Linked DNA regions of Homo sapiens: region 2 is linked to region 1. The links are chromatin contacts, found by Hi-C or POLR2A ChIA-PET in ENCODE. All regions are on one chromosome and are shown on one strand. Each heading gives the region's core, a stretch centred on a gene start or an enhancer-like site at or near the end of the contact. The rest is flanking DNA. Distances are from core to core; before and after follow the strand shown. Region 1 overlaps CRYBB1 (crystallin beta B1). Region 2 overlaps MIATNB (MIAT neighbor).

The links. Hi-C counts contacts between places; a loop is a spot of excess contacts on that map. ChIA-PET counts read pairs that join two places held with the same protein, here RNA polymerase II (POLR2A). Pooled maps may share reads with other maps.
Region 2: a map with no recorded cell type shows a loop between it and region 1 (6-fold over the local background). The contact joins two enhancer-like sites. A Hi-C loop is called at or near these places in 3 of 37 single-sample maps with no recorded cell type and 2 of 50 pooled maps. POLR2A ChIA-PET finds 5 or more read pairs at or near these places in 1 of 52 experiments (GM12878).

The regions. Positions count from the first base shown.
Region 1 is chr22:26,608,995-26,615,544 of GRCh38, reverse strand. CRYBB1 (crystallin beta B1) reads left to right here. Exons shown (of 6, transcript NM_001887.4): 3 at 3,355-3,473. It also overlaps a transcript of CRYBA4 not described here. Among named protein-coding and RNA genes, the nearest start is that of CRYBB1, 5.8 kb to the left of the region's middle. RefSeq lists enhancers at 1,175-1,853, 4,886-5,265 and a silencer at 4,206-4,275. Within about 2 kb of position 5,069, at least 5 of the 41 ENCODE cell types and tissues checked have a DNase peak (open chromatin) inside an H3K27ac peak, as active enhancers do; they include GM12878, where a contact is called at or near this core.
Region 2 is chr22:26,705,063-26,711,727 of GRCh38, reverse strand. The region is part of intron 1 of MIATNB (MIAT neighbor); the gene reads right to left. Among named protein-coding and RNA genes, the nearest start is that of MIATNB, 36 kb to the right of the region's middle. RefSeq lists enhancers at 2,786-2,885, 2,906-2,955. Within about 2 kb of position 2,852, at least 2 of the 41 ENCODE cell types and tissues checked have a DNase peak (open chromatin) inside an H3K27ac peak, as active enhancers do; they include GM12878, where a contact is called at or near this core.

The DNA.
Region 1 (6,550 bases), core at 3,820-6,319:
GAGACTCCATCAAAAAAAAAAAGAAAAGAATAGAAAGAAAAAGGGGACCTATAGTTGAGTTGTGCAATAACAACAACCAAACCATACCGCTTCACAGCTGAAGGGACACCTGGCAATCAGGCTACACCTGCACACGCACATGCTTAGAGTTTATCGAAAGCAAGAAAAAAAAAGAAGAAAAGGAAGTGGGCTGGCTTAGCAGCAGGGAACCAGCTGTCCTTGGAGGCTCACTGGGGCAGCAGGATGGCCTCAGACCCTCAAAATTGCTCGAGGTGGTCTGGGCTGAAAGGCATCCTGTGGAGCAAGGTGTCCAGTCCCCTGGGATTTGGTTTGGTGTGGTTTCAACCTCAGGTCACAGAAGTAGGCCATTTTGCAACCCCTAGTTCATGACACGCTCTCATGTGGTCAGTGCGTGGCAGGTTTTTATTTATGTACCTATTTAATCATTAGTTTTATTTAATTTCTAATAATGCAATATGCACCTACAAACCCACCACCCATATAAAAGCCAGGACTTGGTTAAAAACTTTCTACCTAACTCTAAGGTGTCTCCCTTGAGTCCATCATTTTCCTCCCCAACTCCAGGAAATACTGTCCTATCCTCAACCTGTGTCTGTAATCTGCTTGCTTGCTTTTGTATACAATTTTATGCATTATTCCTTTAAAAATGTATACACACATACACATGTATATTTATTTACTTGTTTTATTTATTCATTTATTTTGAGACCGAATTATGAGACGGGTTTTGCCATATTATCCAGGCTGGTCTCGAACTCCTAGCCTCCGCCTCCCCAAGTGCTGGAATTATAGGTGTGAGCCACCGCAACTGGCCGATTTACTTGTTTTTAATTTATTGAAATATGCAATGTGATTATTCTGGGCTTTTCTTTGTACTTTTCACTTACTATGAGATCCCTAATATCCATCCATATTGTTGCGCATGACTGCCGGCCATTCATTCTGGCTGCTGCCTGATATTTCAGAGCGTGACCATCTCTTTCCTGCTAAGCACGATTTCAGTGGTTGCTAGCTTTGCTCTCGTGAACAGCATGGCTTGGACGTTCTTATCCCTGTCTCCTGGTATCGGGGAACCTGCCCCGATATTCACATAGATTCTTTTCTATTTTTCCTAAGCGTCGGCCAGCTTGAGAAATAAAGGGACAGAGTACAAAAGAGAAAAATTGTAAAGCTGGGCGTCCGGGGGAGACATCACATGTCAGTAGGTTCCGTGATGCCCCACAAGCTGCAAAAACCAGCAAGTTTTTATTAGGGAGTTTCAAAAGGGGAGGGAGTGTGAGAATAGGTGTGGGTCACAGACATCAAGTACTTTACAAGGTAATAGAATATCACAGGGCAAGTGGAGGCAGGGAGAGATCACAGGATCACAGGACCGGGGCAAAATTAAAATTGCTAATGAAGTTTTGGGCACCATTGTCATTGATAACATCTTATCAGGAGACAGGGTTTTGAGATCAACCGGTCTGGCCAAAATTTATTAGGCAGGAATTTCCTCTTCCTAATAAGCCTGGGAGAGCTATGGGAGACTGGAGTCTATCTCATCTCTGCAGCGTCGACCATAAGAGACGACCACGCCCAGGGGGGCCAGTTTAGAGACCTAACCCCAGGTGCGCATTCTCTTTCTCAGGGATGTTCCATGCTGAGAAAAAGAATTCAGCGATATTTCTCCCATTTGCTTTTGAAAGAAGAGAAATATGGCTCTGTTCTGCCCGGCTCACTGGCGGTCAGAGTTTAAGGTTATCTCTCTTATTCCCTGAACAATTGCTGTTATCCTGTTCTTTTTTAAGGTGCCCACATTTCATATTGCTCAAACACACATGCTGTACAATTTGTGCAGTTAATGCAATTATCACACGGTCCTGAGGCGACATACATCCTCCTCAGCTGACAGGATTAAGAGATTAAAGTAAAGACAGGCATAGGAAAGCACAAGGGTATTGATTGGGGAAGTGATAAGTGTCCATGAAATCTTTACAATTTATGTTTACAGATTGCAGTAAAGACAGGCATAAGAAATTACAAAAGTATTAATTTGGGGAACTAATAAATGTCCATGAAATCTTCACAATCCACGTTCTTCTGCCATGGCTTCAGCCAGTTCCTCCGTTTGGGGTCCCTGACTTCCCGCAACATCCCGGGGCACACATACAGGAGTTTCTCTTGGGCAACCAAAGGTAGAAGTGGAAGTGCTGGGTCATGGTTATATGAACCTCCCCTCCTCTTACAGCTGGGGAAACTGAGGCTCAAAGAAGGCAGAAAATTGTGCCTTGGTCCATGTGAATGGCAACGTTGTCCCAACTTGGAACAGCAAGTGGACAAGGAACCAAACATGAGGCTTAGTGAGGAGAGAAGATTAGCTCAAGTTTTCCCCTATGTTGTGGAGGGTTGGATTTGCAAGTGTCTCCTGAGCATCAGCTCTGTGGCAGGTACTGGGGCTGGGGCTGGAGATACAGAAATTGATCAACCTCAGGCCCTGCCCTGGAGGAGTCCTTGGTCTTTGGAGGGGCTGGGTAATGGGAGAGAGGGAGTGCAGAGAGAGAGGGAGACCCCAAAGCAAAACAGCAGTGACTGTGTGGTGGGTTAGTTGTGCTGCTAATGGGGAGAGGACAGTGGGGGATGCTCAACCAAGGCCGATGGAGGAAGGGGCAATCAGAGAAGGCTTCCTGGAGAAGGTGGCACCTGAGCCTAAAACAGAATAACGAGCTGGAATGCGTATTAGGGAACTTCAGTTAGGCAGTGGGAGCTCCAAGCTGGATATGTGTGGTGGAGAAGGCATTCCAGGCAGGAGGAATAGCACAAAGAAAGGCCTGAAAGGGAGGTTCATAAGTTCCTAATGATGGCGCAGATCTTAGCTTCAGAATTAGGGCATGAGGCCAGGTGCAATGGCTCATGCCTGTAATCCCAACACTTTGGGAAGCCAAGGCAGGCCAATCATTTGAGCTCAGGAATTCGAGACCAGCCTGAGCAACATGGCAAAATCCTGTCTCTACAAAAAATAGCCAGGCATGGTGGTGGGTGCCTGTAATCTCAACTACTCGGAGGCTGAGGTGGGAGGATCGCTTGAGCCTGGGAGGCGGAGGTTGCAGTGAGCCATGATTGCGCCACTGAACTTCAGCTGGGGCGACAGAGTGAGACTCAGAAAAACAAACAAACAAACAAAAAACAAAAATCAGTAAAGAATTGGGGGATGGGAGGACAGGATCATTTCACAAACTGTGGCTCATCACACTTTTATGTGACTCCTGCACTGCTGGCTTTTATTTATGTAGATACTTAATGAATTTTTGACTCCCCCCTCACTCTGCCCTTGGCATGGGGGCTTCTCTCCTGCAGCTGGTGGTCTTCGAACTGGAAAACTTCCAGGGCCGTCGAGCAGAATTCTCGGGGGAGTGCTCAAATCTGGCAGACCGTGGCTTCGACCGTGTGCGCAGCATCATTGTCTCCGCGGGACCGTGAGTACTGGGCGGCGGAGGGGCACACTCTCTGCCACAGTAAAATGACCACACAACAGTAGCTGCCATTTCTCCAGCATCTGCTCTGTGCCTGCGGCCGTTCGTACTCCTGGCACATACATTATGTCCAATCCTCATATCAAACTGAAGAGGGAGGAATTGTTCTCAATCTCATTTTACGGATGAGGAAACTGAGGCTCGGAGAGGTGATCCAATTAGCATAAGATCACACTGGCAGTAAGCCATGGTTCTGGGCTCTGGAGAAATGCTGCTTCTACTATAGCAAAAACTCTAGCCCGGCCGGGCGCGGTGGCTCACGCCTGTAATCCCAGCACTTTGGGAGGCCGAGGCGGGTGGATCACGAGGTCAGGAGATCGAGACCATCCTGGCTAACAAGGTGAAACCCCGTCTCTACTAAAAATACAAAAAATTAGCCGGGCGTGGTGGCGGGCGCCTGTAGTCCCAGCTACTCGGGAGGCTGAGGCAGGAGAATGGCGTGAACCCGGGAAGCGGAGCTTGCAGTGAGCCGAGATTGCGCCACTGCAGTCTGCAGTCCGGCCTGGGCGACAGAGCGAGACTCCGTCTCAAAAAAAAAAAAAAAACAAAAAAAAAAAAAACAAACTCTAGCCCATTACCGAGGGCTGAGAGAGGTCAAAGAGTGAAGTGTCCACTCGCTGTCCCCTCTCCTGGGCGTCCAGCTGCCTGGGAGTAATGATAAGCATCTGTGGCACACCCACCAGGTGCCAGGCACTGACTCGGGACCACACCTAGATGATTCACAGTGCTGTAGGAGGCAGAGGCTATTCTTATGCCCACTTGACAGATGGAAAGACTGAGGCTCAGAGGGGGTGAGTCTCTTACCCAAGGTCACCTATTGGTAAGTGGCACAGCCAGGATTCAACTCAGGTTGATTGAGTTCATTCCTAAAGCTCTTAATCACCATGCTTCACTGCCTGTTCCTGTCTCTGTGGGTGTCTCTGGGCCTTAGTGACTCCCATATAAAACAGGGATAGTCATCCTTGGGCAGAGTGGTTGCCCTATGTCCAGCCTGTGTGTGCTGAGGTCAGGGTGGAGGGGCAGCCCCAGGACAAGATCCACGCAGCTCGTTTGCTCTTGTCTCCCCCACTTTGAAAGCCTGCAAGGGTTCCAGTCATCCTGTATTCTGAGCCCATTCCGAGATGAGCTTTGAGGTCAGACAAGCCTGGGTTTGAGTCCTGACTTCCCCTGTTTGCCTTGTTCAGTGTGCAAGCCTCAGTTTCCCCATCTTTGAAATGGGGAGAAGGATGGCCCTCACCACTCCTCACAGGATTATGCTGAGGTCTGAGGGAGATCATACAGCATGGGCCTGTTACCTTGTGGGCACCCAAACATGGCAGGTGACTCTGATGGTCACGTACCCACCTCCCTGCCCGGTGAATTTAGCCAACTTATCCTGGAGGCTACCCGGGACCATTTCTACCTCCTGCACCCTCAGTGTGGTCAACGCAGCCTCAGCTCCACCCTCAGCCCCAAAACCCAGCTGGAAGCAGAAGCTACCGGATGTGGCCAGCATGGGTTTTCAGGCTTTTTTTGGTACCAGTGACTCAAACCCAGAGTATTTCTCCTCAAACAAAGATGCAGCTGGTGTCTGACGTGTGCCTTGGAGCCGTGCCTGATGGGCATGGAAACGGGCCTGTGGTCCGGGGGCCTGGGTCTGTGTGGGCGCTGGCAGGGCCATGGGAAAAAAAGAATGAAGAGGGTGAGGTAGGCATGGGGAAAGTGAGGAGGCCTGCCTGCCTGAAACCCAGGAGACTGCAGCCTGACACCCAACACCATCATGTGACCTTAGGCTGGGGACTTAACCCCTCTTAGCCTCAGTTTCCATATCTTATAAATTAAAATTCCTGCCCTACCCTCTCTCCCTGCTTGCGGGTTGAAATGAGCCATGGGAGATAAGAAAAGGCATAGATATAAACATTTAAAATTTAGATCCTCACTGGTCCTGCTGAAGAAGATAGGGGAGATTTTAGGGGGACTTGGGCATGGTGGCAAGACCACATCAGTGTCTGTTTTTCCAGAAGCCTAGACCTCCAGTTTCCTTCTCCCTTTAATCAGGAACAGTATTAATTTGGAGGCTTACTCTGTGCTGTATCTGTTCCATGCATTCCCTCTTTTAGGCCCTCATAATCTCCCAACAAGGTAGATGCAACAAAGTAGATGTATCATTTCTTCTCTGTTACTAAAGCTTAGCAGGTGTAAGTGCTGCCCAAATGCATGCAGCAAATGGCAAAGCTTGGATTAGAATTCAGGTCTGTCTGTTTCCAGGGTCTGTCCTCTTAACTCCTACATGAAACCACCTTCCAAGGCTCCCTTCTTATTCACCCATGCGTCTATCCACCCATTTATTCATCATCCATCTACTTACCCATGCATCTACCCATTCGTCTATTGATCTATCCATACATACATCCATTCTCCATTTATACACACGTACCCACCATGTGTTCTCCATCACCCACCCATCCATCTATAAATCTATCCATCTACCCACCCATCCATCTACCCATCTAGCTATCCATCAATTCAACCATCCCTTCATCCATCCCTTTATCCATGCATCCATTCATCTGTCCATCTACCCATCCACCTATCCATCTATTCAACCATCCTTTCATCCACCCATCCATCCACCCATTCATCTGTCCATCCATCCATCTATTCTCCCATTTATTTCTCTTCTACTCCAGACCAGACAGGGCTGAGGCAAATGCAACTCTATTCTGGGAAGACAAACATATCTTTAATTTACTCCAGTGTGGTTAACTCATCTCTCAGACAAAGACCTGAGGCTCCTGTGATGCATTCTGTCTCAGCCCATGGTGATAGCCCATCATCCTTGTCTCCTTCTGGGGAGAGCAGGGTCCCAGCAGCCCCCTGGGAGAAGATGCTAGTGTCAGTGTCCCCTCATCCGTCTCTTTTTTCCTAAGAACTCTTGAACACACGGGGAGCAAAGGTCAAGGAGTTCCTTAGTCTCAGCTTTCTCATCTACGGAATGGGGATTGTCTTATCTACCCCACCTGCACTGCCACAATCCCTGG
Region 2 (6,665 bases), core at 1,603-4,102, 98 kb before region 1:
TGACCATAGGAAGGTGACTTCACCTCTCTGTAAACTAAAGAGAATGCTAGTCCCTCCCTCCCAGAGTCAGTGAGAATTTAAACAACTGCACATGAAGCTCCAAGCAGAGAACATAGTACATGGTGCTTGATCAGAAGTAACCACTATTGCTGCTGCTGCTACTGCAGCAGGCACTGTCAGTATCCCACCCACATCCCCTTGGCAACCACTGACCTGACAGCTTCCTATTGCAAGTACCTGTGACTGTCTGCTGTCTCTGGCCACCGGATATGATCAGCTCACATACAGGACATATAGAAAGTGTCAGGGGCAGTTCACTATTCACCCCACCCCCCAGCCCTCAACCAATGGCTGACAGGAGGTGGTGAATAAATACCTCAGCTCCCTCACGTCTTGGATGAAACAACTAAAGGTATGAGGTATGCCCTACACAGCCTCCCAGAGGTCCCCAGCAGGACTGAGCTCATTGCCCACCATGTAACCTGCTCATTCATACACCTGCATTGGGTCCTTTTCTTCCCTGGCTAACTTCCCACTCCCCTCCTGTGGATCATCTCCTCTAGTAAATTACCTGCACTAAAGTAATTGTCTCAGGGTCTGCTTCTGGTGGAACCCAACCTAAAACATGTATTTCTAACCCAAGTTTCAGGGACCCTCAGGCCCTGGCTTTGTGTCTTTGGAGTCCCTCTGAAAGCACCAACCTCCTCCTCTTCCAGTACTCTCTTCAAACTTCCATTCCCACCTTACCAGAGAGGCTGCTGGATGTGATTGCCTCAGGGTGTTGGTGCCTGGAAATGCCAAGTACTTGATCTCCGTGAACTTTTCTTTTTCTCTTTCTTTTTCTTTCTTTCTTGCTTGCTTGCTTGCTTGTTTCTTGCTCACTTTTTTTTTTTTTTTAACAAGGTCTCACTCTGTTACCCATGCTGGAGTGCAGTGGCCTAATCATAGCTCACTGCAGCCTCAAACTCCTGGACTCAAGGGATCCTCCCACCTCAGCCTTCCTAGTAGCTAAGACTGTAGGTGCATAGCACCATGCCCAGCTAATAATTTTTTTTTTTGTAGAGATGGGGTCTCACTGTGTTGCCCAGGCTGGTCTCAAACTCCTGGTTGGGCTCAAGTGATCCTCCCATCTCAGCCTCCTAAAGTGCTGTGATTGCAGATGTGAGCCACCATGCCCAACACCACCCCCTCACCATCATGATCTCTTTTCTCTGCTTACCACCTAGCCTGAGACCCACACGAGAGAAAAGCCACACCCCAAGTTGGACAAATGCCCACTGCATGGGGCATCTTTCTTGTATGTGAAGGTCAAACTTGAGGTTTTCAGGTTTAGGTCAAGAATTAAAAAAAGAAAATCAATGGAGCCCTTTTTACAAAGTAAGTCAAGGGAGGAACTTCAAAATACAAAATAGGTAACTAGGAGTTGTGACCCTGACCTTCATCCTCAAAGCTGCCTCCTTGCTTTCTGCTGTGGCTACTGAGAGCTGGAGGAGGTAGGGTTGCCAGTTAAAATACATGACACCCAGTCAAATTTGAATTTCAGATAAACAAGGAATAGCATTTAGTATGACTATGTCCTATGCAATATTTGGAATATACTCATGCTGAAAAAATTCTCCATGTTTATTTGAAACTCAAATTTAACTGAGCTTGTGGTTTTCGTTTTCATTTGTTCCTTTGTTTTTGCTAAATCTGACAACTTTACCTAGGATCCCCTAATAAATACTGTTTAAAACCACTTTGTCTGTGGTTGTCCCTTAAATGGGCCTGGACTCTGGCAGTCAGATTCCTCCAAGAGTTTTTTAAAGGGCCCACCCAGGACAGGACAGGGACTTGGATGGTGTCTGCATCCCAGTGGGGTCTTGGTCACCTTGAAATGGAGCAAAACTAGGGTAAATTTGAACTCCAGGCTTCCGGCTATGAAAAGGGGAGGTCACTTGATTCTTTTCAAGTGATTCTGCATAGCTGTGATTGCAACATCCTGGGACACAGAATGTAGAAACTGGAGCCCTGAGGTGTCACCATCAGCCAACATGGTGCTAGGGGATGTTTTTCTCTGTACTAGGTAGACTTGGTCATGTGGGAGCTAGAGACGGGAAAATTGGAGAAGCTGAGAAGTTACATGTGTGTGAATGTGCCTTCTTTGGCAAAAAATTGGAACTTGCTAAGAACCACAGACCCCTCCCCACCCACAGAAGACACAAGGAATATTCTGACTAAGGGAAGAATTTTTATGGACTCCTCATCTAAGAAGCATACCAATGAGCCACCCACCCATTCATCCACACATCCATCCAGCTATCCATTCATTCATTCAACAAATGCTTGCTAAGCACCTATTATGTGCCAAGTTTGATGCTGAGTGCTGGGCATAGAAGCCCTAAAAGGGACATACATAGTCCTGACCCCATGGATTTCCCCTATGTAATGGGAAAAACAAAGAAGGCTGTAAGCAACCAAAAAAATAAATAAACTGATTACAGAGTACAAGTTCTTTGCAGGATTCATATCCTGTGATCCTTAGTTCACTTTTTATTACATTTAAAAATGCTTTTGTTCATCCCTGTCTCCATTTCTGCCAGCAAAATTGAGCTCCAGGAACCAACTTTTTTGTGATAATATCAAACAATGACATTCCAGGGCCTGGCCTTAACAATGCAAAAGGCTTCACAATTAACAGAGGAAGGCTCAAAAGGCGATGAAGAGGAGAGTTCCTCTCTCCTGTAGTCACCATGGGGCAGATATCTTCCTGCTTCACAAAATGAGCTTCAAAGAATTCGATTTGATAAGATGTGAAATTGAGAACATTCTTAGGAACATGCAGTCTCATTTTTCAGTGCCATATGGAGATGCGTGTGAATATCTATAATTGTTAAGCAACTGGAACTGAAAGTACACTGTGAGCAAAGGGGTCCTGAGAAATTCTTAAGACGTTATTTTCATGTCCTGTGAAACTAACGTTCAAAGAGAGTCATGGCATTCTGATTGATTGCCTTACCTGACAATGGGCTGCCTGGTAATCATTGCAGTGAGCATCTCTGTGTTATCCATACAGAAATAGGTGTGGAACGGTAGAGTCAAATCAGAAGAGGAGTCACTGACACTTTCTTCTTCTTCCTCAAGACTGATTGGGGGGAAAGGCCTATGACTCTAATAGATTCCACATTTTTAATAAAAAGACTGGACATCTAGCTCTTTAAATAAATCATTTTAATTTGGTGGTTAGGAAAGATCATCTCTGATGAGATGGAAAAATGCTGAAAAGCTGAGACCCAAGGTTAAGAAATTCATCCATAAAGAGTAGGAAGAGGTTGGGCACAGTGACTCATGTCTGTAATCCCATCATTTGGAAGACCGAGGTGGAAGGATGGCTTGAGCCCAGGAGTTCGAGACCAGCCTGGACAACATGACAAGACCCTGTCTCTACCAAAAAAAAAAAAAAATGTAAATTAGCCAGGTGGCACATTCCTGTGGTCCCAGCTACTCAGGAGGCTAAGGTGGGAGGATCATTTGAACCCAGGAGGTTGAGGCTGCAGTGAACTGTGATCTCGCCACTGCATTCCAACCTACGTGACAGAGTGAGACCCTGTCTCTAATAAATAAGTAAATAGCAAAAATAAAATTAAAAAGAGAGAGAGCAGGAAAAAGAACATTACAGACACAAGAAACAGCAAGTGCACTCCAGCCTGGGTGACAGAATCACACCCTGTCCCAGAAACAAAAAACGAAAAACAGCAAAGGCCTGAGACAGGAGTTAGCTCTTGAGCATTTGAGACACCTAACAAAGTCAGCAGAAGTGGAACATAGAGAGGAAGCATGTGGAGATGAGGTGGAGAGGTCCATGATGGTCGGCACTCAAGGCTTTGTGGAGCATGCATTTTATTCTTCTGGTGACAAGAGTCAATAGATGGCTTCAAGCCAGAGAATGAGCTTTCACAAAGCAGGCTCAGTCACGCAGAAAGATCAGAATGCAGGATTGGTCACTGTTGGAGCTGACTTTTCATTCTGCATGCATGTCATGGCTCAGCACAGAAGGAGTTTGACTTCTCATAAAATTACCTGCACTTTGTAAATAATCTGACTCCCCTGGTCCAATAGAAGCAGAAAGAAAAAATGTTTAAAGCCAAAATAATACAAAACAAAAAAGAACCTGCTTACCCCTGAGAGCATGAGCATGAGGGACATGTTGTCTACTGCCAGCATGGAGTGGGAAATGAGTTTAGAGTTGGCCCTCCACAGGGGGGATTTGTGGTTCCTTGAAACTGTCAAATAAATTACCCATATTTAGTAACTGTAATGTTGTTTGGGTATTACACTCAATGGATTTGTCTGACACTCCAGGCATCTTATTTCCCCATCCATCAAACTCCCACTCACCATTATACACACAGCTGAATGGCTAAAGTGGAAGGAACTGACACCACCGAACGTTGGCAGGGATGAGGAGGAACTGGAATGCTCATCTATAGTGAGTGGAAGTACAAAATGGTACAACCATTTTGGAAAATTTTTAGCAGTTTATTAAAAAGTTAAACAAATTTGTCATATGACCCATTAATCTTGCTCTCAGAAATTTACCTAAAAGAAATGAAAATATATCCTCAAAAAATCTTGTGCAAAAATGTTCATAGCTGTTTTACTCATTATAGGCAAAACCTACAAATACGTCAGATTTGCAGGAGAACAGATAAACTGAGGTATATTCATAGCATTCAGCAATAAAAAAAGAAATGAGTGGTCCAGCATGATGGCTCAAGCTTGTAGTCCCAACACTTTGGGAGGTCAAGGCAGAAGGATTGCTTGAGCCCAGGAATTCAGGACTAGCATGGGCAACATGATGAAACCCTGTCTCTACAAAAAAATACAAAAATTAGCCAGACATGGTGGCCTGTGCCTGTAGTCCCAGCTATTTGGGAGGCTGAGGTGAGAAAATGGCTTGAGCCAGGGAGGTTGAGGCTGCAGTGAGCTGAGATCATGCCACTGAACTCCAGCCTGGGTGACAAAGTGAGACCCTGTCTCAAAAAAAAAAAAGGAAGTTGGGCACTGTGGCTCATGCCTGTAATCCCACCACTTTGGGAGGCTGAGGTGGGCGGATCATGAGGTCAGGAGATCGAGACCGTCCTGGCTAACACGGTGAAACCCCATCTCTACTAAAAATACAAAAAATTAGCCGGGCATGGTGACGGGTGCCTGTACCTACTCCAGCTACTCCTCCAGCTACTCAGGAGGCTGAGGCAGGAGAACGGCATGAACCCAGGAGGCAGAGGTTGCAGTGAGCCGAGATCGGGCCACTGCACTCCAGCCTGGGAAAAGAGTGAGACTCCGTCTCAAAAAAAAAAAAAAAAAGAGCAATTAACATATGTTACAGCATGAAGAAATCTCAGAAGCATTATGCTAGATAAAAAAAACAAATAGAAAGGCTACATGCTGTGTATGATTTCATTTACAAAAAGTTCTTGAAAAATAAAAACTAACTCACGGTAATAGAAATCAGATCAGTGGTTGCTTTTAGGAATGAAGGAATTACCTGGCACAATGAAGTTTTCTGTGGTGGTGGTGATGCCTTGTTTCTTAATAGAGATATGGGTTGCACAAGTGTATGCCTTTATCAAACTGATATAACTGTGTACTTAACATTAAGAATTTCACTGAATATAAAAGATAATGTAACAATTAACTCAAGATGGATTAAAGACTTAAATGTAAAACCCAAAACTATAAAAACCCTGGAAGACAACCTAGGCAATACCATTCAGGACATAGGAATGGTAAAAGTTTTTATGACAAAAATGCCAAAAGCAATTGAAACAAAAGCAAAATTTGACAAATGGGATCTAATTAAGCTAAAGAGCTTCTGCAAAGCAAAAGAAACTATCAACAGAGTAAACAGACAGCCAACAGGATGGGAGAAAAATTTTGCAAACTATGCATCTGACAAAGGTCTAATATTCAGCATCTATAAGGAACTTAACCTAATTTACATGAAATAAACAACCCCATTAAAAAGTGGGCAAAGGACATAACAGACACTTTTCAAAAGAGGACATACATGTGGCCAATAAGCAAATGAAAAAAATAGCTTAACATCACTGATCACTAGAGAAATGTAAATCAAAACCACAGTGAGATACCATCTCACACCCGTCAGAATAGCTATTATTAAACAGTCAAAAAATAACAGGTGCTAGCGAGGCTGCCGAGAAAAAGGAATGCTTATACACTGCTGGTGGGAGTGTAAATTAGTTCAACCATTGTGGAAAACAGTGTGGCGATTCCTCAAAGACCTAAAAACAGAACTACCATTCAACCTAGCAGTCCTATTACTGGGTAGATACCCAAAGGAATATAAATTTTTCTATCATAAAGTCACATGCACACATATGTTCACTGCAGCACTATTCACAGTAGCCAAGACATGGAATCAACCTAAATGCCCAACAATAATAGACTGGATAAAGAAAATATGGTACATATACTCCATGGAATACTATCCTCTGCAGGAACATGGATGGAGCTGGAGGCCACTATCCTTAGCAAACTAATCCAGGAACAGAAAACAAAATACCGCATGTTCTCACTTCTAGGTGGGAACTACATGATGAGAACACATGGACATATAGAAGGGAACAACACACACTAGGGCCTATCAGAGGGTGAGAAAAGGG